Linked DNA regions of Mus musculus: region 2 is linked to region 1. Evidence: chromatin loops called from intact Hi-C (ENCODE). Cell type or tissue: gastrocnemius. All regions are shown on one strand. Links, peaks and the distances in the headings refer to the core of each region. The heading gives the core; the rest is flanking DNA.

The links. A loop is a pair of places that touch in the nucleus more often than their neighbours do. Peaks named below come from ENCODE experiments on the same cell type or tissue, not always from the same donor. Only the 100,000 strongest peaks of a DNase experiment are listed, where the experiment ranks them.
Region 2: a loop joins it to region 1, with 4 times the contacts of the local background. A loop is called at or near these places in 2 of 42 quality-filtered maps.

Annotation. Positions count from the first base shown.
Region 1 is chr8:78,494,449-78,510,559 of GRCm38, reverse strand. It overlaps Rbmxl1 (RNA binding motif protein, X-linked like-1), which reads left to right and starts at 1,632. Exons shown (of 2, transcript NM_001252089.1): 1 at 1,632-1,761; 2 at 3,743-5,291. The coding sequence starts at 3,848. The coding sequence ends at 5,014. It overlaps Slc10a7 (solute carrier family 10 (sodium/bile acid cotransporter family), member 7), which reads right to left and starts at 1,232. Exons shown (of 12, transcript NM_029736.2): 1 at 886-1,232. The coding sequence starts at 985. In gastrocnemius, for the core only: no CTCF peak of the experiment used is centred there; DNase peaks (open chromatin) are centred at 838, 1,229, 1,637 and 1,958; H3K4me3 peaks cover 3,110 bases; H3K27ac peaks cover 2,571 bases.
Region 2 is chr8:78,564,485-78,569,484 of GRCm38, reverse strand. The region is part of intron 4 of Slc10a7 (solute carrier family 10 (sodium/bile acid cotransporter family), member 7); the gene reads right to left. Among named protein-coding and RNA genes, the nearest start is that of Slc10a7, 58 kb to the right of the region's middle. In gastrocnemius, for the core only: no CTCF peak of the experiment used is centred there; no DNase peak of the experiment used is centred there; H3K4me3 peaks cover 1,619 bases; H3K27ac peaks cover 2,203 bases.

The sequences.
Region 1 (16,111 bases), core at 1-5,000:
CTGCCAATAAACCTGGAACCTAACTCATGAGGTCAAAAACATATGAACTGAAGAAACTCAATTAATATCTATGAAAAGCAGAACAAGGTTGTCTGAAGGTGGGGGAGAGGGTATAAAACGCCAGTGACACGTCCCATGTTCCCACCAGTGTCCACAGGTCACATTACAAAGCTCCTACTATTCAGAGATTGGAGCGGAGGTTTTAACCCATCCACACTTCCCTGCCAAAACATACAGTGTGCATAGTCTAACACAGTCTGCAACTGTTGGACGGCTGCTGTAGTAACGGCAGCCCAGCAGCACACGGAAGTAGTGTCCCGTAAGGAAAGAGTGCAACGTGTCAGTACAATTGGGAGTTTTAGTCAGCAACTAAGGCACACTAAAAATTGAAGTTTGGAGCAAGGGTATCCTTTTTTCCTTTTTCTCCTATCCGCCGCTCCCGCCAATAATCTCCCCCAAACCCCTTTCTCTCCAACAGACTTTTTTTTGGGGGGGGGGGGCGGCAAAAGGGAGGAGTCGGAAATAGACTGGATAATGAGGTCTATTCCAGGATAGATAAAGAACTCCTGGCAACCTATAGTCCCTTGGGATGGGATGCTACTAAGAACGAGAGGAGTAACTTTCAGTTTCTGTACCCTCACTCCGGCACTGAGCAGAAGTCATTGATTGCCCGCAGAAAAGGCAACCTGCACTCCCACTCCCCTGCCCCATTCCTAATTCCCTCCTGGGCTAGCAAGTGAGAAGAACCTGCTAAAAGCCCCCCTCTCTCCCGCTGCGAGACAGAGGGCTGTGCCGCAGCCAGGGCGGCCGCTCCTCCCGGGGACTCGCCGACGAGTTCAGAAGTGGGAGCCGGCGCGCTGCAGCCGGCGGAGGTGCGGCACTTACCCCCGTTCACTCCGACCGACGGCTCGAGCTTAGCGGCGCCGATCGCCACCACTATCCCGACCATGAACCATTCTTTCCTCGCCCTCTCCAGCAGCCTCATATTTGTTAGGGCGGGTGGGTTTTGTTTATTTGTTTGGCTGGCTTGCTTTCCAAACTGCGATCCCTAAATCCCCGGGGCGTCTCCACACTTTCCTCGATCCCTCCAGACATGCAGCAGAGCAAGTCAAATTGCCACTCGTAAACTAAAGACCGAGGGGTGGCTCGGGCGGCTCCGAGGCGGGCTGGGAGTAGTAGTACCCAGTGACAGGAAAGCCTCGCTGAGCGCCGCCATCACTACCACGCACCTCAGAATAGACGCGCCCACCCGCCGAGGACCAGGGCGCAGGGGACGTAAAACGGAGGCACACCAGGAGCACGCAAGTGAGACGAGTCACGGGCTGCACTAACAGGACCCGCCGCCGTGCATACACGGCCAAGCTTGGGGAGGCCCGCAGTGGGAGAGAGGGATGAGGCGCCCCAGACGCCCAGCCTCATCATGGGTGTCGCTGCAGTAAAGCTATATTGACGGCGGCCCGAGCCCCGAGACATGCCTTGCAGAGAGCGTCTCTCACTCTGCCCTGAGCCCGAGAGACCCGCGGCGTGCGCTGGGCCGGTACCGGGCTGCGCCGTGGCGGCGGCTGCGCGCGCCAATGCCTGCTATGTCTATGCGCGTATACTCGAGACATTACGGCGACGACCGACGTCGCGTTGACGTTGCGCGGGGGGAGGGGAAGCCATTCGCGGCCTCTGGTTCTCGGCGGGAGCGGCGGCGGCAGACGCGTGTGGCGACCGGCGCGGGAAAGCGGCTTCCTAGTTAGGGAAGCGTTAGCCCCGTGGGTAGGTTGAAAATCGGTGGCCGAGCAGACGTCCGGGACGGCAGGCCCCCCGCCTTCCCGCAGCGGCGGCGGCGGGAAGGCGGGGAAGGCGGGCTGGGCCTTCCCGCCAGGTCGGTGGCCTGCCCGGGCCTTTCTGCCCGACCGCCTCCGCGGCCAAAACCCGCCTCGGGAGTGGGGAGGACGGCCGGGATGGGGCAAATCTTCCCTGGGGGGCGGTGAGAGAGCGACCCAGGCTCCTCCCCACCCGTGTGCCGCGCGTGGGCGGGCGATTCCGGAGGCCGCGTGGTGCGGGCCTTTGCCTGACCCCGAACCACTAAAGCAACAGGACAACTGAGAGGGGGCCAGGAACTCAGAACAAAAGCAGTGAGGGCCAGATCCAGGGTGGAGGGTCTGATGTCCGCCCCCTCCCCCAACCCTCGGTTTCTTGCATTGCATTTTGGCGAATCTATGACATAGTTTCACGAATGGTCTTCCGAGCATCAACCCTTCCTCTTTATGCACCCAAAGAAAGAAAGGAACAAAGTATTGTGGGACATTTTGAAGCAGCCTGGTATCAGCTACTTGAATAGTTTACTATGGAACGTAACGTTCGAAAGGGATTGTACCAGACTTTCATTCTGAATGCATTCAAAGCTTGAAAGAGACTCGGCGTGCAATTTGCTCTATTTAACTTTATCTTGCTGACATGACTCGCTATCCAAAAACTAAGCTGCTTTAAGCAGTTGTGCTATCAGTTCTCAGTTGCACAGCCCCCACTGCTCGGTAATTACGCATCAGGCAGCATGAAGAAAAGCTAATCTCAAGATAAAAAGAACTTAATAGGGAGACATTAAACAATTTACCAGGCAAAAGAAGTACATGAAATGTGATAAAGGCTTATTATAAGACAGTCACAAGGTAAGTGGAGTTCTAGGAAGTAAAATTTATAACATAATTTTCTTCAGTAATTTTGCTTGGTTCAAAAGGAAAAAAAAATCTGCCTCAGTCATCGAATACTCAAAAGGTCATCACAGATAGTGCTGCTTAAGTAAGGCTGCTCACAGAGTCTTTCTAGAGATTTTGACCTGTTTAGAACAAAATCTTAATTCATAGAATATTTTAACCGTAGTTTTGTGAATTGTATTGTCAAGGACTGTATTAGTTTGCTAGGGCTGCTATAACAAATAGTCCCCTCCCCGAGTTAGCTATACTCAGACAATAGACATGTTGTTTTACTGTTGCAGAATAAGGAAATCCAAAATGGAGATATTGGAGGGCCATGTGTTCTAAAGGCTCTTTCCAGCTTCTTGTGGCTGTTAATATTCCCTGGCTTCCTTGATTTAGGTTCTGATGCTCCAGTCTCGACCTGGTTAGGCATCACATCTCCCTCCATATGTTTCAAGTGGCTGCTCTCTGCATCCTTGAGCATTCATTACCTTTTTTCTGTGTGTATCTTTAAAAGATACTTGTCCTTGGATTTAAAGCCTAACCAGATAGTCCAGAATAATGGGTCATATTCATTTAGATTAAGTTTATGAGCCTATATCCTTTCTCCAACTTAACTGGAGTACCATCCCCTGTAAAAGACACGTTTTCCCATGACCTCAGAAGGTGACTTGTAGAAATCAGATGTTGATAGGTATGAAAAGCTGCAGTTCTTCTGAATGTCATACAAAGGTGTGCAGGTGGAGTGTAAGCACCACGTAGGGTGGAGAGAGGAACTAGATTGAGATATCTATAAGCCAAAGTAGTCTAAGAATTACTGACAACCACTGGAAGCTAGGAGGGAGTCATGGTACAGATTTTTGTTAAGGCTTCTGATAGAAACTTACCTTCATACTTCGTGACTTCCTGAACTGTAAGAAAATCAATGTTTTATAACACACCTCCCACCCCCAGCCCTTTCGCAATGCATTGTTACAGCAGCCTGAGGAAACTAATACAATAATATTCACAGGTGCTCGTGTGCAGTAGTCCTAGTGGCTTTTCTGTTCTGTTCTGAGACCCAGCAGCTGTCACCGGTGAGCTACTTGGAAGGCCGATTTGGCGAGCTTGTAGGAGGAGCTTGAGACCTTCACGTCCCCTCCGACTCTCAGCTGGAAGGCAAGATGGTTGAAGCAGATCGCCCAGGAAAGCTCTTCATTGGTGGGCTTAATACAGAAACAAATGAGAAAGCCCTTGAAGCAGTATTTGGCAAGTATGGACGAATAGTGGAAATACTTTTGATGAAAGACCGGGAAACCAACAAATCAAGAGGATTTGCTTTTGTTACCTTCGAAAGCCCAGCAGATGCTAAAGATGCAGCTAGAGATATGAATGGAAAGTCCTTGGATGGAAAAGCCATCAAGGTGGAGCAAGCTACCAAACCATCTTTTGAAAGTGGCAGGCGTGGACCACCTCCACCTCCAAGAAGCAGGGGCCCTCCCAGAGGTCTTCGAGGAGGAAGTGGAGGAACTAGGGGACCCCCTTCACGTGGAGGATACATGGATGATGGTGGTTATTCCATGAACTTTAACATGAGTTCTTCCAGGGGACCACTTCCAGTAAAGAGAGGACCACCACCACGAAGCGGGGGTCCCCCTCCTAAAAGATCAACACCTTCCGGACCAGTTCGAAGCAGCAGTGGAATGGGCGGAAGAACACCAGTGTCCCGTGGAAGAGATAGCTACGGGGGTCCACCACGAAGGGAACCCCTGCCATCTCGCAGAGATGTTTATTTGTCCCCAAGAGATGATGGATATTCTACAAAAGATAGCTATTCAAGCAGAGATTACCCAAGCTCCCGAGACACCAGAGATTATGCACCGCCACCAAGAGATTATACTTACCGTGATTACAGTCATTCCAGTTCCCGTGATGACTATCCATCAAGAGGCTACGGTGATAGAGATGGATATGGTCGGGATCGTGACTATTCAGATCATCCAAGTGGAGGTTCCTACAGAGATTCATATGAGAGTTATGGAAACTCACGCAGTGCACCCCCTACACGAGGGCCACCACCATCTTATGGAGGAAGCAGTCGCTATGATGATTACAGCAGCTCACGTGATGGCTACGGTGGAAGTCGAGACAGTTACTCAAGCAGCAGAAGTGATCTCTACTCAAGTGGCCGTGATCGAGTTGGCAGACAAGAACGAGGGCTTCCCCCTTCTATGGAAAGGGGGTACCCTCCTCCACGTGATTCCTACAGCAGTTCAAGCCGAGGAGCGCCAAGAGGAGGTGGCCGTGGAGGGAGCCGATCTGATAGAGGGGGAGGCAGAAGCAGATATTAGAAACAAATAAGACTTTGGATCAAGGTCTCCATGCAAAGAAACAAAGGATGGAAAGTCTTCTGTCATAACTACCCAAGGACTACTAAAAGAAAAGTTGTGTTACCTTTTTAAATTTTCTGTTTTAAGTTTCCCTTCATTTTTGTGTTCTTGTGAAGAAAAAGTAAAACATGATTAATTTTGATATTATGAATTGCTTTCAACAAGCAAATGTTAAATGTGTAAGACTTGACTTGTACTAGTGTTGTAATTTTCCAAGTAAAAGTGTTCCTAAAGGCAATTTTCTGTCTTGATTTCTCCCCCCCACCCCCAATAAATGAGGTCAGCAATTTTAAGAGCTTTGAGGAACAATCTAGATAGTATTTGGTCCCTGGAAAATTCATTCAGCCTTCCAATACAGGTAAGCTAATTCTAGTAGAGGGTGGTAGTGGTGTGTTACTTTTAGGATCTCAGGGTGTCCTCTAACTCAAGGCTGTCAAAATCTGAGGTGAGGTACCTAGAAAAAGCTGCTCACCAAGAAACAAGAAAGGAAATGCATAAAGCTAACTTATTTCTCTCTTTTTCAAAAGCATTCCCTTTCCCTCGCGGTTGGACTTTGTTTCTTTTTTATTATTATTATTCTTTGATACAGGGTTTTTCTGTGTAGCCTTGGTCACCCTAGAATTCACTCTGTAGACTAGGTTGGCCTTGAAGTAGATCCACCTGAACTAAATCCTGAGTGCTGAAGTTAAGCACGTGGCCCACCATGCCCAACTTCTCCATATTAGGTGTTGTTTATTTTTTTAATAATTTATTTTATGTGTATTGGTAACTGCAAATGTGTTGGATCCCCTGGAACTGGGATTACAGATGGTTGTGAGCTGCCATGTGGGTGCTGGAAATTGGGTGCTCTTAACCACCTCCAGCCTCCCAATGTCTGTCTGTCTGTCTGTCTGTGTGTGCGTGCGTGTGTGCGCATCCGCGCGCAAGTTTATGTACACAACTTGTGTGTAGGTGCTTGTGGAAACCAGAAAAGGGGTGATAGAGTTTTACTCCATAGCCTGGGCTGGCTTCAGTGATCCTCCTGCCACATCTCCCCAGGGCTAATATTCTAGGTATGTACTATCACTCCAGGCTGTTGTTTCGGGGCTTTTCTCTTGCACCAACTCATCTACATTCAAGCAAAACTGGACACACAAAAAAAGGAAGACAAGAGTTGGAATTGTTTACTCAGTAAATATTCCTTTGGTTCCTCATACCAAAATACCTCTAATTAGGACTGGAGATGTAGCCCAGCAGGTAGAATGCTTGCCTAACATGCATGACATCCTGGGTTCAATCAGCAATAGCACATAAATGAGTGTGAACTGAATATGGTGTAACCCTGGCACTTGGAAGGTTGGGGTGGGAGGATCAGAAGTTTAAGGCTAGCTTCAGCTACATAGAACCCTGCCTGGAAGGAAAGAAAAGAAAAGATCCTGAGGTTAAAATTTTAGTTTGTCTCAGAAAGTTTGTCTTATGGTTCTGAAATCCAAGAACATAGTACCAGTATGTGGTCATTGTCTCATGCTGCATCTGAAGATGCCATGTAGGTTAAAGGCTCTGGCCCTCATTACTGCCCCAATCTGTGCTGATTGTAGTTCCTGTCCCAGCAACTCACTTAAGGGATTTGGGCCTTGTTTTCATGCAGTTTAAGAAGACAAATACTTGTGTATTTGTTTAGTGGAAAAAAATGTACCTCTATGCCTGCCATGTGTGGGTGCTGAGAATCCAGTGGCAAAGCTGACTTTGGGGAGTTTATCTAATAAAAACTAAATGCAGGCGGGGGAGGTGGCTTGGTGGACATAAAGTTTGCTGTTCAGGATCAGAGTTCAGGTTCCCAAAAACCTAAGTAAATCGGTGAGAGGTATGGCTGTCTGCATGTGATTCCATTGCTTGGGGGTGGACAAGGAGCCATTCCTGGGGCAAACTGCCCAGCTGGACTAGCCAAATCCCAGAGCCCTCAGTACAACAGCTACCCTCCGAGTGGATAGCAATTGAGGGAGACACCCAGAATCAACCTCTGGCCTACACAAACAGGCAGTCCTGCATACGACACACAACTAAATGTCATCAAGTTGTTTGTGGAAAGAACAAGATATTAAGAGTCATCATAACTGCAGAAAGCATTCCTGAGACCTGGTGGATGGACAGGTATGTTAGGAGAACTCACAGGTAAGGAGAAGCTTGACTTAGGAAACTCAAAAGAATTATATGACTAAACTAGCCAGGGACGGGAAGGACTTGTGGAGACCTGGTAGGATACAGATAGTGTGAAATCTTAAATTACAAAGGGTTTGGGTTCTGTTGGCAGATACTATAAAAATTAAAACTTGGCAGCCTGGTCTACAAAGTGAGTTCCAGGACAGCCAGGGCTATACAGAGAAACCCTGTCTCAAAAACGAAAGAAAGAAAAAGAAAACTTGGTGGATATTAAGCCAGCACATAGCATGCCTAGTTTTGCTGAAGTCATGCAAAAGTCATCCAGCCTAGACAGATAATTCAAGCTCAGATCTTGAAGCAGTGGTTAGTGCAAGAATTGCTAGTATACACAGGGACACTCAAGTAGCCTCTCACTGCCTGGAGGGGATGCAAAAGTGACAAGTCAAACCTCTCCAGGAATTTGGAGCATGTAAACAGTTGCCCACAGGTGAATAAAAAGACCTTCAGTCACAGCTGGACGTATTTAATCCCAGCACTTGAGAGGCAGAGGCAGGCGGATTTCTGAGTTGGAGGCCAGTCTTGTCTACAAAGTGAGTTCCAGGACAGCCAGGGCTACACAGAGAAACCCTGTCTGAAGAAACAAAAAAAAAAAAAAAAAAAAAAAAAGACCTTCAGTCGCATGTAGTGTTTCACCCAAGTTAGCAATGGGATTTTTCTGTAGGTTGTAGAAACATACATAGTTATCTAGCTGCTAGAGAATGCAGGTGCCTACTTTGTAAGCTTTGGTTTTGACCTGTGTGCATGTACTAGGGATAAGTGTGTGGCTTCACACACCAGAAGGCAAACCCCACCACTCACCTTTATTCCAGCCCACTTTTATTTATCTGCCTTTTTTAATTTTCTCATTAAGTGGCTCAGGCAGTCAATTGAGCTTGGAATCCGGCTCTCAGCCTCCTGAGTAACTGGGATTACAGCTCTGTACCACCAGGCCAGTGTACTCTTTAAACTTTATCTTACACTCAATGTTTCATTTCTTTGAATATAGTTCCTTTTTTTATAATTTCTATAAGCAATTATTGCCAAAACCAAATAAGCCTGAGCCATTATATTTGATACTCTTACATTTGATAAAATGGTAATAGGAATTCTATTTCATGGGCCTGGTATTAAGTAACACTGCATGTGCACTTTCTTTAAACAGAATAAATAAATGGCCATGCATTCATGTATTTAGCCAATATTTGTTGAGTGTCTGCTGTGCGGTAGACACTAGTATAAACACTGTGTGCAAGGTGAGAGACACGATTCAGTTTTCCTTGAATATTCTAGATGTAACAGAAAAATAACAAGCAGTACTAAGGCCATAGTTTTTTCTTTGTTTTGTTTTGTTTTTTATAAAAAGGGTATGATTTTGCAATCCTTCAGTTTGGGCTGCTATATGAAAGTAGCATAGACTGAGTGACTTAAACAATAAACATTTACATCTTGTACTGGGGAAGTATGAGATCAAGGTGCCCATAGAACTTTCTCGAAGAGGCTTCCACCTTCTGATTTGCAAGTGAGCGTTTTGTCTCATATAAAGAATGAAGGAAAGCAAGTGTCTGCACCTCTTTCTCAGACAGTTGCACTTTAATGACCAACTCATGTCCAAAACCCATCATCTAAATACCACCACACTGGGGAGCCATGATCTAAAGATGCCAGTTTGAGAAGGGGTTCACAAATATCTAGTCCATAATAGCCCTGAGACAAGCCCACCATGATATATTATATATATATATATCAGGTGAGTACTTGAAATAGACTGTAGAGTTTGTGAAACCCCAAAGTAGCAATGGCTTTGTCATGTGTATTGCCTTACTATTGACACTGGAACAAATCACTATAAAATTAGTGTCTCCATGCTCAACCTGCCATCAGGGCTGTGTCTTTCTGAAGACTCTTGCAAAGAATTGCTGTTACAGATGTCTGCATTCCTAGGTGCTCTGCCGTTCCAGCTTCATAGTCAGCCATGACCACTGAATCTTTCTTGGGTGGAATCAGTCTGGCTCTTATTCTCTAGCAACTTGCTTTCATTTAGTTGGTTGGTTGGTTGGTTGGTTGGTTGGTTGGCTGGCTGGCTGGCTGCCTGGCTGGCTGGCTGACTGACTGACTGGCTAGCCGGTTTGGGTTTTGTGATTGTTGATTTGTGTGTGTGTGTGTATCTGTGTATGTATAGATAGGTAGGTAGGTAGGTGAGTAGATAGATAGATAGATAGATAGATGTGTATCTGTGTATGTATAGATAGGTAGATAGAGATAGATAGATAGATAGATAGATAGATAGATAGATAGATAGATAGATAGGATGGTGAGACAAGATCTCTGTAGTCTTGGCTGTCCTGGAGCTTGCTGGTGTGTAGTTCATACCTATAGAGGATACATTTTCCCAATGCTCTTCAACTATAACAGGAAGCTAGTTAAAGCCCCGGGACCTGTTTTTATGACTCTGATATCACTTCTGACGACTTGATCTTTATGAAGTAACTATTTCCCAAAGGCCCCACTTCCTAATACCATCCCAGTGGAGGCTCAACTTCCATTTTTGTTTTGTTTTGTTTTGTTTTGTTTTTGTTGTTGTTGCTGTTTTCGAGACAGGATTTCTCTGTATAGCCCTGGCTGTCCTGGAACTCACTTTGTAGACCAGGCTGGCCTCGAACTCAGAAATCTGCCTGCCTCTGCCTCCCGAGTGCTGGGATTAAAGGTGTGTGCCACCACGCCCGGCTGGACTTCCATTTATGTATTTAGGAATGATACATATGCTCAGTTCACAACATGGAATACAAGTCACCTGCTACCTGTTGAGGATTCAGCCACTTTCTAGGAGTATGGCACAGCTGTACCCAAAGGTCTTCAATGGTTCCCTTCAGTTTTTTTTTTCTTTTTTTTTTTTTTTATTACGTATTTTCCTCAATTACATTTCCAATGCTATCCCAAAAGTCCCCCATACCCCTCCCCACCACTTCCCTACCCACCCATTCCCATTTTTTGGCCCTGGCATTCCCTTGTACTGGGCCCCCTTCGGTTTTTAAAATCCCCTCCTTATTCTGACATAGCCTGATGTGCTTATGCAATCCCGGTCTCTGTTAAGCCTCCTCTTGCAATCTGAAATGAGGTTTCCTGCTTTGATGCCTTTTCTAAATGCTCTTTGCCTTTCTAAGAATGTTCTTCTGTGTCCATGAGTTCAAATCCAGTCCCATCAGATCATTAAGTTCCTAGGCAGAGATCTCCTTGAAGCTTTTTTCTGTTTCCAGTTAAAAGTTTCAAACTTCCTAACCTCTTGTCTCTATCCAGTGTGGACAGAAGCATTGACGGCAGCTTGCTTGCACATCGTTCCCCATCCCCATCTCCACAATGCATGGGGGGAGAGGGTTGAGTTATTTGGAAAGATAATTCCTTGAATTAATACAATGATTAGATTTGCTGCAAATATAGAGCTTATGAATGGAAAACTCTGTATCTTTTATATAATTGCTATATAAAATGCGTGATGAGTAGGTTCATAGTTGTGGAGGGTTGTTGTTTTGCTTGGGCTTTTGAGACAGGCTCTCTGTACCACAAGCTTTCCTCAAACTCAACACAGTCCTCCTGCCTTGGCCTCCCAAATGCTGGGACTGCACATTTGAGCTACCACATTTAGCCCACCTTTTGTGTTATATGTACTTTTTTTTTCCTGTAGAGAGCTGAATTTGGGCATGAATCTTCATAGCTGCCAGATGATTCCCAGGAAATCTGGCTTCCCTCTTGGGGCTCTTAGTCTCACTCATTAGAGAATTTAAGAATGGGCTCAAATGGAAGTTCTAGGCCAGTTTAGTAGAGTTCACCAAAAAAAAAAAAAAAAAACCTCAGTGTGGTGGGCAGGATGAAAATGTCAGCAGCTGCCTTGAGGAGCAGAATTAAGGAGAGGGGAAAAGGCTGCCCCATTTGAGTTATAAACATTGGTGTCTACCACCAAGTAGGGAAAGGAACCCCACAATAAAGAAAATGCATACTCACTACCTGGCCAGCAAACAAAAGATAGCTTTAAGAAAAATAGGGAGGGAGAGAGGGAGGGAGGGAGGGAGGGAGGGAGGGAGGGAGGGAGGGAGGAAGGAAGGAAGGAAGGAAGGAAGGAAGGAAGGAAGGAAGGAAGGAAGGAAAAGAAAAGTTGCCCCTGCCTGACTCAGAGAGATAGAAAAATCCAGTAAATCTCATAGTAACCTCATAGTGTCTGATAGGTACTGGATTAGGAGTGGGAATGGGAGGGGGGCAGATCACAACATCTCATTAAAAAGATAATTCCTCCTATGTCTTTAGCATGGATTAAAGTAAACCCACCTTCTAATGGGTAGTCCTTTGGCCAGATGGTTGACAGGCCCAACTAGAATGTTAAGTATCTACTCAACACCAGAAAGTATTCTCTTGACCAGGAGTTCTCTCCTGCATTACAGTACATCAACTACTGAGTCACACTTGTAGTTTAAAACACTACTTTAATCTCTTTGGAGCAGGGTCACTGTAGTCCTGGTTATCCTGGAACTCTATGTAGATGAGGCTAGTTTTTAACTCAGATCCTTCTATCTCTGACTCCCTTCTAGTGGGACTAAAGGTATGTGCCATCACACCCAGCTAATATTTTAGATTCTAGAGTACTTGTGATTTTTTCCGTTAAGTTGCTTTAATAATTTAACTTTGGTGACTGGAACTTTTGCAGTTCTTAACATTCTAAAACTGGGTTAAATACTCAGAACAACAGATTCTAAAGAAAACCATGAGTTCTGTTTTGATCTTGGGTGACTGAGATTCCTGTTGTACATTTGTGATGCCAAGAAGGCAGCTGAGTAGGGGAGTCAGGAAACAAGGAATTTAGGTTAGTCACATATTCATGGGCCCAACAGATTAAGATAGAGGTCACCTACTCTGAGATTACCCTTATGTGCTTTAAATTGGGCCTGCAAGCTCACTTTGGGGTCTCTCCATCTTGGAATGAGGGACCCCCACATGCTGGTCTTCTGCAGAATAAAATGTTCCTTGCTTTTACATACTATTTGAGTCTGGGGTATTATTCTTCAGCAAACAACAGACCCTTACATTTGGGGTCTAACCCCAGATTCAGCTATCTTTTTGTTGTTGTTGTTGTTTGTTTTTTGTATACAGATGAGGAAGAGAGAATTTTTATCATTAAGTTAAACGAAATTTGCCTTATTGAGAAATGTGACTTACTTCTAATCCTATTTCTCTGAAGGACAGCTAAACAGCTTAGTTTCAGTGTAATGTGGCTTGGAATTTGTCCTGGCTAGTTTTATGTCAACTTGACACAAGCTAGAGCTATATGAAAGGAGGGAACTTCATAATGTCTCCATCCATAAGGCCTGGCTATAGGCAAGCCTGTAGGGCATTTTCATAGTTAGCAACTAATGTGGAAGGCCCAGCCCACTGTGGGTGGTGCCATTGTCCCTTGGCTGGTGGTTCTGGATTCTGTTAGAGAGCAGGCTGAGCAAGCCATGGAGAGCAAGCCAGTAAGCAGCCCCTTTCCATGGCCTCTGCCTCAGCTCCTGCCTCCAGGTTCCTGCCCAGTTTGAGTTCCTGTCTTGACTTCCTGCGATTATGAACAGTGTTGTGGAAGTGGAAGCCAAATAAACATTTTCCTCCCCAACTTGCCTCTGATCATAGTGTTTCATCTCAGCAATAGTAACCCTAACCAAGACAGAACTTCAGCAGGACTGTTTTATTTTTATTTTTCACCTCATGTTGGGGGCATATTTCAGTCTTAAACAGTGCTTTTCCAGAACTGTTGCTTAACAATTCAAATAATTGGTATGTAATTACAGGGTACAATAGTAAACCCACAATTACAGTGGTTGAAAGATGTGCCTTTAAACTCATTTATTCTATTCAGCTATTCAGATAATTCGGCAAGTAATGAAGCTGCTCTCACATTTAGTCTGTATCATTTTCTACTGATTTACTTAGAGCAAGTGTGACTTGTTTCCAATATTAGGGGAAAAGGTTCATGATGGAACTGAGTGCTTGAAATTTTACATATTTAAAGATGATCAGTAGGGTGCCATGTGTGGTGGACACACTTTTAATCCCAGCAACTGGGAGGCAGAGGCAGTTGTATTTCTGTTAGTTCAAAGTCAGCCTGTTCTACACAGTGAGTCCTAGAACTTCGGAGCTACATAGTGTCTCAACAAAACAAAACAAAAAAAGAAAGAAAGAAACAAAGAAACAAAGAAAGAAACAAAGAAACAAAGAAACAAAGAAACGAAGAAAAAAGGAAAAGAAAAAAAAATTAGTTTCCGTTGCATATCATCTCCTCAATTGGCTTATTTGACAATATTTATTCTACATGTTTAGTGTAGACACATCTAAACTATATATTTCAGGTCTCATATTCCTTAGGGTTCACTGTAGACACTACATAAATGTTTCCCATAATGGATGCTGTCAATATGTTTCTATTTTTGAGGAAATATAGTTTATTCTAAGCCAAATATGAGTGACCATGGCTGGGAAATATGGATTTCTATTACCTTGAAGGATGTGCTCTATCTTGGAAGATGTGAAAAGAGACCGAATCTAACCCACTGAATTCTGTTTTGTTTCTGATTTCAACTTTTTGAGTTCTATTGCATTATTCTTCCCTTCAGTTCTAAGGTTCTAAGAACAGTCCTGATTGATACACATATATTATAACAGAATAAAGATAATTTGTTCCTTGCATTTGATCAACACACTGATGGAACACTGGCTACAGCAAAGTCAGGAAATGTTATGTTGCTGCTCTTTAACTTTAGAGTTTATAGAGGCTGGAAGTCTCCTGAGTTTAGCATGTATTCTAAGGGTTTCATTTGATAGTCATGAGAATGCTGAGTCAGCTAGCTAAAAAGGATAAAAGTTGGGACTTAGAAAGATAGTTCCAGGGCTGGAGAGATGGCTCAGTAGTAAGAGCACCGACTGCTCTTCCGAAGGTCCTGAGTTCAAATCCCAGCAACCACATGGTAGCTCACAACCATCTGTAATGAGATCTGACGCCCTCTTCTGGTGCATCTGAAGACAGCTACAGTGTACTTAGATATAATAATAAATAAGTCTTTTTTTAAGAAAAGAAAAAAGAAAATAAGAAAGATAGTTCCAGTGGATAAGAGCACTGACTGTACTTCTAGAGGTCCTGAGTTCAATCCCCTACAACCACATGGTGGCTGTGATGGTTTGTATAGTCTTGGACTAGGGAGTGGCACCATTTGGAAGAGTGACCTTGTTGGAATAGATGTGACCTGGTTGGAGTGGGTGTGTCACTGTGAGTGTGGGCATAAGACCCTCATCCTAGTTGCCTGGAAGTCAGTCTTCCACGAGCAGCCTTTGGATGAAGATGTAGAACTCTCAGCTCCTCCTGCACCATGTCTGCCTGGATGCTGCCATGCTTCCACCTTGATGGTAATGGACTGAACCTCTGAACCTGTAAGCCAGCCCCAATTAAATGTGGTTTTTTCCCCGCCCCTAAATGTTTTTTATAAGACTTGCTTTGGTCATGATGTCTGTTTAAAGCAGTAAAACCCTAACTAATACAGTGGCTCACAACCATCTATTCTGGTGTGTCTGAAGAGAGTGACAGTGCACTCACATACATAAAGTAAATAATACATGGCTACTAAAGGGATAGATATAACCCAAGATCATTTCAGTGGAGAAATCTATAGGACTCAGATGTTGTCTTTGTCAAATTCTTATTAGCCTTAGGCTGGTGGAAATTGGAAGCTTCACATTTAGTGATATATTCAAAAATTATATGTAAATGCCATGAGCATCTTAACTCTGGTGTGACAGTTGATAGCAAATGACTATTAGGAAGGACCAAAGATTGTTCAAGATACTTTCTTATTTGTCAGCTTCCATCTCTCGAAATCATATAGTCTAGTCAGCCAAAGTTAGTCTACAAGATCTTCACTACAGATAGAGCATGCTTCCAGAGAACTTCAGTTCACACCTCCTTTATGATTTTCATTATTTCCCCAATCTTCTGCCTCTTAGTCCCACCAAACTGGGATTTGATTTTAACATAAAGGAGTTGGAGGTATACAAACATTCAAACTATAGCAGTACGTGTGAATTGAAATTCCAAGGGACACAGCAGGCACATAAATCGGAACCTAGTGTATACCTAAATTTTTAAATTTTGGTTATCAGTAATTTTTAGGTGTGAAGTCTGTTGGGATTCAGACCTGGGACAAACAGCCAAGGTGCATATTTAACATACCAGAGTGGATCTGGCCTCCATGTTCTCCCAGCATCCCTCAGTCCCTGCTTGGCATACTCTGTGCTCTACCCTGAACTTCCTAGTCCAGAGGCTGGGCTTCTCCTCCCACAGAAGCGCTTCCCTATATAATCTAGACATATTGGTCTCTCTGCTCTGCTCTCCTCTAGGCATTCTCTCTCTCTCTCTCTCTCTCTCTCTCTCTCTCTCTCTCTCTCTCTCTCTCTCTCTCTCTCTCTCTCTCTCCACTCTCTTTCTGTTCCCCTCCCCTCTCTCTCCCTCTCCATAGCAACTTCCCTGGCCTCCTCCCTTGGGACCAGTGAACCTGCCTACCTAAGAGCAGCTTCCTAATAAATCTGCCTCTGTATACTCTAATCCAGCTCGAATCGGCTCATCTCACCAGCAGAGAAATAACTTATCAAAATCTAACAACTAGTTGTTTCCATAGGCCTCAATTTGGCTTCTTGGGCTCTTATTATTTTCCAAGACTACCAACACTCTTACAGCAACGCACTCCCATACCCTCAGCCAAGAATTAAGGTGTAACAGGCCTGTAATACTATCTACTCAGGCAGGAGGATCACAAATTCAAGAAAAACAAACAAACAAACAAACAAAAAAAAAAAAAAAAACCACGGGCGTGG
Region 2 (5,000 bases), core at 1-5,000, 59 kb before region 1:
TCGCAGAGCTGCCATGGCCCTCTATCAGCCACCCAATCCAGGCCCTTTTCCTCAAAAAGGGTATCACTGGCGTCACTAACAACAAGGCCTGTCCACCCTTCATAGTCTTCAGAGTCAGCAGCTGGAGCAGTTCTTCTAGAGTTTCAGATTTAGAATATAAGTTAGAAATGACACTTTCAATACCAAGCTCGTCTCTTTCCTAACACACATACTGGAGATTATTTTTTCACGAGGGGCCCCTCGATGTCTCCATTCCAAGTCCTGAGTGGTGGTAACTGGTGAACTGGCTCTCAAAAAGAACAGCAATATGTGGTGCTAATGTAACATTTCTAAAAATGTATGTGTGTATGTATGCATGTATGTGCGCGTGTGTGCATACCCCATGGTGCAATATGGAACTTAGAAGACAAGCTGTGTGTCTCTGTTCTCCTCTTCCACCCCATAGGCCCTAGGCATGGAACCCAGGTCATCAGGCTTGGCAGCTAATATCTTTTACCTGCTGACCCACCTCACCAGCTCCTAATGCAACATTTAAAGAAGAAATATTAATTTTGTGAAAACTCATTTAGAAAATAAAAGATTCTGGAAAGTCATTTTATAAGAACAACATTAACCTGATATCAAAGCCATCTGAAACATCATACGAAAAGCATAAAATAATAATTCTCATGTATACAGATAAGCACAAAGGCCCTTATATAATTTGAATTATTAGAACCTGCAGCATGCAGAAATACTTCATTGTGCAATCGGGTTTTACTTTAGAAATACATCATTGCTTTATGATTTGAAAAATCAATCAAGGCAACTCACCTGATCAATTTTTTTTTTCTTTTTTAAAACGTGGTCATTTCAAAACTATCTGTCAAAATTCAAGATCACTATGATGGCACTTGCCTATAGTCTTAGCACTCAGAAGTCTGAAGAAGGAGGATCAAAAGTTCCAGGGCAGCTTGGGACAGAGTGAGACACACATATTTACACTCAGAACTCAGGAAGCTGGAGGCTGGTAGGTGGCTGGGTGGATAATCCCCTCAGCGTGTAAGCGCAACCACCAGATTTCAAACCTCAGCGCGTGCGTGAGAGCCTGAGGAGTGGCACGGCCCTCTGTGACCCAGTACTTGACTGGAAGGCTGAGAGGATCTACCAGAATAAGCTGGCTAGCTAGAACAGAGCAACTGATACTCTGCGGGGTCAGTGAGAACCTCTGACTCAGCAGATAAAATGAAACTCGATCAGGAAAGACACCCAACTTCAGTCTCTAACCTCACACATATGTGAGTGTGCAACCATATGTATTGCCCACAAACAGACACATATGCATATGTATACACACAGCCTAGAAAACTAGAATACATACGTATTTTCTCTGTCTGGTGAGGGTATCATGACGAGCAGTGAACAACTGAACATAACTCAAAGGTAGAAGGCTGAATGTTCCAAAACCAGCCCTGCAACAGGATATATTCTCACTACTGTTTCTATCTGACCCTTGGCCAGACAATATGAAGACCAGGAATAAAAGTTCCAAGAGAAGGACCCAGCTATGCCACAAAAACGACCTTAACTTTGCTTAATTTGCAAAGAGATATGAAACTTAACTTGGGTTTGCATTTTAAATGCCTCTGATAATCACGACTGAAATTTAAACTGCCTTCAAAAACTGGGTAAAAAATACTGGCCAAACCTCTGCTCTACAGAATCCTCCAGTCTAATGTCCAGCCATAATGAAAGTAAAATAACTTTCCCATTTTTTGCTATAATAGACAAGCTGCAATTGTGTGCCTTTGTGTATCTAACCTCCGGGTTCTGTGGGTTCCTACATAAAGCCTGCATGTATTTTTTTTTTTTAAATGCAGTGATAAACTTGAAATTCTCCTTCCTAATCTGCTTTGATTTTTACCTTGCCTGGAAGTTCTAGCAGTGAAATAATGCAAGACAAAGAAATAAAGGTGCACAGGCTAGAAAGGATGAAACAGACCCCACACAAAAAGTTAAGTGCAGTTTTCATACTACAGAGCATAAAATGGACATATAAGAGTACCAGTGTGGCATCCCAGAGCTGAGGAAGAGGAAGAGGAAGAAGAGGAAGAAGAAGAGGAAGAAGAGGAAGAGAAGGGAGATACATCTCCCAGGGGTCACTGGCTGGCCGGCTGGCCTCAACTCCTAATTCAAGACCTTGACTCAAAACACAAGATAGCCATTGTGAGGAATCACACCCAAGGTTGACCTCTGGCATCTATATACATGTACACATATGCACTCAGACCTACATAAGTATTCCCATAGACACAAACATGCACACACAGGGATGCATGTGCACACATGTACATATACTCTGACACACAAACAAAAACATTTAAGAGCTATAGTTCTATATTAACATGTCAAGCCTTTCTGTATTAACCTAAAGAGTCACTGTAATTTCAATATATCTACAGGGTTTTAGTACAGATTGACTCAATTTGTACCTGCTTACTTTTCAAGGCATCACTTCCTTGAGGAAAAGAGAAATGAACAAAGTCAGTTTCCTGATTTCAACACTCACTGAGAAGTCATACTGAGTAAGAGACAGGAAACTGGCTTGAGGACAGACTGTTGACCAAGGTGCATGAGGACAGATGGACTGCTGACCGCGGTGCACAGCACAGCAACTCTAGAGATCGACCTTTCTGGAGATGTGGGCTGGCTTTTGACAGGATCGCTAGGGCAGCTCAGTGGGGAAAGGACCAAACTTCAGCAAGTGAGCACTGCTCAGCCAGCCACATGCCAACCAGACCAAAAAGCCAAAGGTCTTAACCACCAGACTCACCTCACAAAGCCTAAGAAACGTAGTCGGAACAGAACCATTTGATTCAGACACTCAGTCAGCAGGGCTGCCAATGTATTAACTGGAAAGTAAAACAGCTTCCTAAAATTATTGTGAAACTGAGATGCTTATATAGATGGTTATATATAAGCCCATGTTTCATACAAAATATCATAAGGCCACCATAAAGGTGGTGGCACACGTCTTTAATCCCAGCACTCAGGAGGCAAAGGCAGGCGGATTTCTGAGTTTGAGGCCAGACTGGTCTACAAAGTGAGTTCCAGGACAGCCAGGGCTACACAGAGAAACCTTGTCTCTAAAAAAACAAAACAAAACAAAACAAAAAACAAAAACAAAAACAAAAATCATAAAACCTATAGCCCAGATGCATAAAAGTATCTGTTCTCCGACATAAGAATAAAAAACTATCACAGCAGGTAAAAAAGGAACACTTCTAAAAGGATCCGCAGAAAAACAGCCTTCTTTCCTGCACCTGCACCCCAGGGCTCTTCAGTACAAACCTCTGCACTTGGGGTTCGTGTTTACTGAACTTATAGGGTTCTAAACCCGTGCCTCGCATCACAAGTAAAACACACGTAGCTTGTTAGGCGCACCTACAAGTAGACCTGATGTATTTAAATGAATGCAATCCAAAAGGTCAATGAGTTGTAAGGAAAAGACAGGAGAGGTGCTGGACGTGGACAAGGGCCTGCAGAAGGGAGGGGCAGGAGGGGCGGGAGGGAAGGTTTTTTTTTTTTTTTTTTTTTTTTTGGCCAAGCCAGATGACTTCATTTGATCCCTAAGACTTACAAGATCTGCAAGTTGTCCTCTATCCCCACATTCATATTCATTCATTTTCTCTCTCTCTCTCTCTCTCTCTCTCTCTCTCTCTCTCTCTCTCTCACACACACACACACACACACACACACACACACACACACACACACACCACAAAATGCAATACAAAATTATTTAAAAAAAAAACAAAAAAACAGTGATCGGAGCCCGGCATGGTGGCGCACGCCTTTAATCCCAGCACTCAGGAGGCAGAGGCAGGAGGATTTCTGAGTTCGAGGCCAGCCTGGTCTACAAAGTGAGTTCCAGGACAGCCAGGGCTACATAGAATGCAGGAAGCCCCGAGTTCTATCTACAGCACCAAAAATGATTAGAACAACTTTCTTTAAAACGTGTGTGTGCGTGCACATGCATGCGCGCGTACCTGTATGTACATTCCCATGAGTGAGTGCAAGCTTATGCAAGCCGTGCCACTCATGTGGAGGCCAGAGAGCAGTCTCAGATACCAGTGCTCACCTTCCACCCTGTGTGAGGGGATCTCTTGTGCCACTGAATGTCACAGGCTAGCGAGCCTCCAGGGACTCTCCTGACTTCAGCCTCCCATCTCGCTGTAAGACCATGGGACTACATCTGCGCACTATTATGTCCACTTTCTGGTTGATCTGAGCTCGGGTCCTCACACTTGCATGCAAGCACTTGATCCTGTGAGCCATCAGTCCAGCACCCTAGAATAACCTCCCAGGAGAAAGCAAGAGGCCGGTCCTTCCTTTATGACTGTGCTGCCAAAGCAAACAGGAGAGAAAGGCACGGCACTGAACCTCCTGCCATTGTTGCAGGACAAGGACACCAACTCTATTTCCCCGAACAGCATTATACATGTCAATAATTAGCAAATGACTATGACTTGGATTTTGTTAAATGGTTAATAAAAATTAAAATCACTATTAAAATTTAAATCTTATATTTCAAATAAAGACTAATTGAATATACTTTTCAGTACCTATGAAACATTGATTCTGCTAAGTTAGTTGAATGAACTTTCTCCTTTATAGTGAGTGTACCACTGGGAGGAGAGAGGGGAGGGAGGGAAATGAAATTAAATAATTAACTAATTAATTAATTAATTAATTGAAAGCCTAACACTAAAAGATGGTAGAGAATGCTCTTACATCCTGGTTAGCTGATCAGAAATTAGAATATTCATCACCTAGGAAATATAGTTGGGCCTGGCCAGAAGACTTAGTGATTGCTAACTTCTTCGACCCTTAGTTAGTCACTGGAGGAGGTAAAGCCAAACAAGACTAAATTTGGAATTTCACTGGAAAGCACACACACACAGCTGAGTTTAAAACCCAGCTTTAAGGCAGCATCATTTATATGTAGGAATACTAGGGTA